Regions from separate parts of the Homo sapiens genome. Here region 1 is linked to region 2. Evidence: chromatin loops called from intact Hi-C (ENCODE). Cell type or tissue: HepG2. All regions are shown on one strand.

Region 1 (2,500 bases), 180 kb after region 2:
TCCACATTGCAGTGTCTGCTGGTCCTGCCTCTCGTGGACTGTTTGGGTATTCCATGAGCCGATGGCCCCTTTCCTTCCAATATTCCCAAGGGAATGGGCCAGAAAGCTCTGCCCATAACATCGTGCCCTAGGACCACAGTCCATCTTTGCCCCATTGCCTGTGGCCTCTTTTTCTCAGAGAGATTGTTGAAAGCAACAGTTAAGGATCAAATGACTTGACCAGGTGAAGTAGAAACCTCCAGGTGTCTTACGCTTTAACTTCAAATAATGAGACTTATTTTACCCACTGAGCAAGTTGCTAGTGGAGTGCCAACCTGGCAGGATACCTAGGTTATTGCCAGGGCCAGAATTGTAAACCTTCCACATTCGTATGTTGAAGCCCCAACTCTCAGTATGATGGGAACCTTTGGGAGGTAATTAGGTTTAGATGATGTCGTGAGGATGGGGCCCTCATATGGGATTAGTGTCCTTTTAAGAAGAGACACCAGAGAGCTCGCTGTCTTTCTTACTTCACCCTGTGAGGACACGGCAAGAAGACGGCCCTCTGGGAGCCGAGGAGCAAGGCCATGTCAGAACCTGATGATGCTGGCACCCTGATCTCGGACTTCTAGCCTCCAGAACTATGAGAAATAAATGTTGCGGAAGCCCTGTAGTCTGTGGCTTGCTTGCTTTTTCTCTTTCTTTCTTTTCTTTCTTTCTTTCTTTCTTTCTTTCTTTCTTTCTTTCTTTCTTTCTTTCTTTCTTTCTTTCTTTCTTTTTTTCCTTCTTTCTTTCTTTCTTCCTTTCTTTCCTTTCTTTCTTTCTCTCTCTCTCTCTTTCTTTCTTCCTTTCTTTCTTTACACAGTCTTGCTCTGTCGCCCAGGCTGGAGGGCAGTGGTGCGATCTTGGCTTACTGCAACCTCTGCCTCCTGGGTTTAAGTGATTCTCCTGCCTCAGCCTCCATAGTAGCTGGGATTACAGGCATGCACCACCATGCCCAGCTAATTTCTGTATTTTTAGTAGAGACGGGGTTTCACCATGTTGGCCAGGCTGGTCTCAAACTCCTGACCTCGGGTGATCCACCCGCTTCAGCCTCCCAAAGTGCTGAGATTATAGGCATGAGCCACCGTACCTGGCCTGTGGCATTTTATAGTGGCAGCCAAGGTAAGAGAGTTGTGAAATCTATAGTGATTATCCCGGATCTTGGTGACTCAGGCCTTCTTTGTCCCTTGCATTGGTTGATGCTGCCCTCTGTGGCCACCTCACCCCTGGCTCAGTCATTGTCCTGCCCAGGACTCACAACAGCACACCTCTGTGAAGTTCCCTTCCCCTTTTCTCATGTAGACTCAGATTGCTTTCTCTGCCCTCTCCGTGTTCAGCCCGGGGTCTTGTCTGCCTGCTCTCTGAAACAGGCACCAGTCTCATCCTAGCCTGGGGTCTTGTCTGCCTCCTCTCTAAAACAGGTGCTAGTCTCATCCCTTTTCTGTCTACTGCCCACCAGTGCCTTTGTGAGGGTTCTAGTTCTCCATCAGTCTCCACCCAGGACTCTGCCCCCAACATCCAATCAGACCGGTCCAAGGTCATTTGTCATATGAGTACTTTGCAGCATTAGCACACACAACTCAATTTCTGTTGTAATGATTCCCGGCCCGTCAAGCTGGGGTGATCTGTACATTTCCAGATATTTGCAGGTAAAGTTTCTCTTCCACTGTAAGTTTTGAAAAATGGAAATATCAAACTAACATTTCAAATTTCAACAACCTGTGTATATTTGCTTAGGTGTCTGGGCTTGGGAAGCCCCAGCAGCAGGTTCCACCTTTGGTTTGTGTGGTCAGCTGAATAAGGGCCATCAGAGATACTCAGGTCCTAATCTCTGGAGTCTGTGGATGTTACCTTATATGAAAGAAGGACCTTTACAGATGCGATTAAGTTAAGGATGTGGAGATGGGGAGGTAATGCTGGATTGTCTCCAGGGTGGGCCCTAAATACAATCTCAAGCCTCCTTATAAGAGGGAGGCAGAGGGGGATTTGAACAGGAGAGGAGGAGGCAACATGACCATAGAGGCTGAATTGGAGGGAGGAAGCCCTGACAGGAGGCAAGGAACAGATTCTTCCCTAGAGCCTCCAGAGGGAGCATGGCCCTGCTGACACATTGATTTCAGTACAGTGATACTGATTTTGCATTTCTGGCCTTCAGAATTATGAGAGAATGAATTTCTGTTGTTTGAAGCCATTGCATTTGTGATAACTTGTTATAGCAGCTGCAGGGAACTCACACAGTTTGCATCTTTAGTTCTCCCCATAGTGTGCCTTTCCTCTTGCCTTGCAGGGGAGCTGGCATTGCTCTCTGCTCTGTGCCATTGAAGGAAATTTGGTAGTGAGAGCCCTTTCTCTGACCCTGTCTGACCAGCTCAGTGCTCATGGCTAATACCTTTTGGTCATCTAAAAGCTCAAAATAGAACAGTAACATTTGCACATGTTAAGTAAGAGTTTGATCCCTGACTTCTAAATGGTTTAAGAG
Region 2 (2,500 bases):
AGCTGGGACCACAGGAATGCACTACTACATCCAGCTAATTTCTAAATTTTTTGTAGAGATGGGGGTTTCACTATGTTGTCCAGGCTGGTCTTGAACTCCTGGCCTCAAGCCATCTTCCTGCCTCAGCCTCCCAAAGTGCTAGGATTACAGGTGTGAGCCACTTACCCAGCTCTCTTTACTTTTTAATAGAAATATAGAAAGCAAGCCAGGATAATGCCCAAAGTGGAGAGTTTCAACATTGCAGATTTTGTAGACACCACATGTTCTTTCCTTATGCAATCTGTGATCTAGCATCTGGGAGCATGGGTCCCATAGATCTTGGCTGTCAAACCAAATGATTCAATAAATATTTGCAAAATATGCCAAGCATATATGTTACATAATCACAGTGTCTACACAAAGGATGCACTGGAAAAGGCACAAGGGCTTTTCGCCCTCAGTTGTCTAATTGAAATAATAAAAGCAGTAAGACAATTCTCACCCATCTCATCTCACATCCACTTCAACCCTTCTTCCAATACCTCCTCTTCGATGTAAGGTGGCTGCGTTTTTGGCACGTCCATATAGACTCTGAAGAGTGAACCTGCTGAATCTTGTACCTGGGCCCTGATGATGTTGGACGAAGGGTCATTCTCTGATAAACTTAGGAGGGAATTAAAGCTGGGGATACCTGGAGAAGAGAAAATAAATGGGAGAGACAAAATTACCCAGGAAAATGAAAATAAGAAATTTAATTCTAGCTAAGCTAGGAGAAATGGAAAGGGTGAAAGCGAGAAGGAAGAAAAAAGGAAAGGAGAGGAAATTGGAAATTGATCACAAATTAACAAACAGGGGAGGAAAGAAAGGGAAATTTGATGTTGTAAGGGATACACTGTCAATAAAAGTAACATCCGGGGCAGGACAGGAGGTTGAATTCCACACTATTGCTCAGTGGGATTCGGACAGTTGGTGTTTGCTCTTGGCTGAGATGCCAATGGGATCAAGAGAGCCCTAATGTAGTTGTCTTGACATCTTATCTTTATGGCAGTGTTTATCAGCCTGTGTCTACTGGAGGTGACATTTGTGGTAGAAGCGGTGGTTATTTGACTTAACTGTTTGCAGATACCTGAGACTCTGCCTTCAGCAAACAGCCAGGCAGGCATGTTTGCAGAAACTCCTACATTTGTTCCTCCTGCGCCTATACTCCTGTCTTGTACATCTGGCTGCCTCCTTAGAAACTCCACTTGGGGCCGGCGACGGTGGCTCATGCCTGTAATCCCAGCACTTTGCGAGGCCAAGGCCTCCCAAAGGATCTCCTGAGGCCAGGAGTTCGAGACCACCTGGCCAATATAGTGAAACCCTGTGTCTACTAAAAAAATACAAAAATTAACCAGGCGTGGTGGTGGGCACCTGTAGTCCCAGCTACTCAGGAGGCTGAGGCAGGAGAATTGCTTGAACCCAGGAGGCAGAGGTTGCAGTGAGCCAAGATTGTGCCATTGCACGCCAGCCTGGGTGACAGAGTGAGATTCTGTCTCCAAAAAAGAAAAGAAACTCCATTTGGATGTCTAAGAGACATCTCAAATTTAACACATCCAGAATAACAACTCTCTTCTTAGTGTCCCTCCTAGGCCCTCACTCCAAGTCATTCCTATCTCAAGAAATGGCACCGCCCAGCTATTCATGGCTCAGACTCAGGAAGTCTTCCATCTCTCTCTCACTCTGCATACCCAGTGCTTTCACAAGCCCTATCGGCTCTTCCTCCAAAACACAGATGGATGAGCTTTTGCTATAAAGAGCCAGATAGTAAGTGGACTTTGCAGACCCTGCAGTCTCTGTCTTTTTTTTGGGGGGGGGGGGGGTGGCGGTAAAGATGGGGTTTGACCATATTGGCCAGGCTGGTCTCGAACTCCCGACCTCAGGTGATCCGCCCATCTCAGCCTCCCAAAGTGCTGGGATTACAGGCATGAACCACTGCACCCGGCCAACCTTGCGGTCTCTGTCAACACAATTCAGCAAGCCCGTTGTCGCCCCAAAGCAGCAACAGGCAGCACATCCGCAGGTGGGTGTGGCTGTGTCCAGTAAGACTTTACAGGCATCCCCCAGTATCCGAGGGGGATTGGATCCAGGACCCCTGTATATCTCCAAATTCGTGCACACTCAAGACCTGCGGTCAGCCTTGTGAAACCTGTGAGTATGAAAAGTGGACCTTCCATATACACGGGTTTTGCATCCCACAAATTCTCTATTTCCAATCACTGTTTGGTTGAAAAAAATCAGGAAAAAAATGGACCCGTGCGGTTTAAACACGTGTTGCTGAAAGGGCCAACTGTATTTAATAAAACAGGCGAAGGGCCCATTTTGGCTCTTGGACCATGGTTTGGTGACCCCTGCTCTTTTTCCATTTCCACTGGTCCAGGTTAACAGCTTCTCATCCTTTCTTTCTTTACTTTTTTTTTGAGATGGAGTCTTGCTCTGTCGCCCAGGCTAGAGTGCAGTGGCATGATCTCGGCTCACTGCAACC

Evidence for each region. Hi-C counts contacts between places; a loop is a spot of excess contacts. Peaks named below come from ENCODE experiments on the same cell type or tissue, not always from the same donor. Only the 100,000 strongest peaks of a DNase experiment are listed, where the experiment ranks them.
Region 1: a loop joins it to region 2, with 12 times the contacts of the local background. A loop is called at or near these places in 3 of 110 quality-filtered maps.

What each region holds. Positions count from the first base shown.
Region 1 is chr17:73,002,421-73,004,920 of GRCh38, reverse strand. All of the region lies in intron 4 of SLC39A11 (solute carrier family 39 member 11), which reads left to right. Among named protein-coding and RNA genes, the nearest start is that of SLC39A11, 89 kb to the left of the region's middle. In HepG2, a CTCF peak has its summit at 1,229; a DNase peak (open chromatin) is centred at 1,210.
Region 2 is chr17:73,186,009-73,188,508 of GRCh38, reverse strand. No RefSeq gene overlaps it. Among named protein-coding and RNA genes, the nearest start is that of COG1, 5.8 kb to the left of the region's middle. In HepG2, no CTCF peak of the experiment used is centred here; a DNase peak (open chromatin) is centred at 1,008; H3K27me3 peaks cover 471 bases.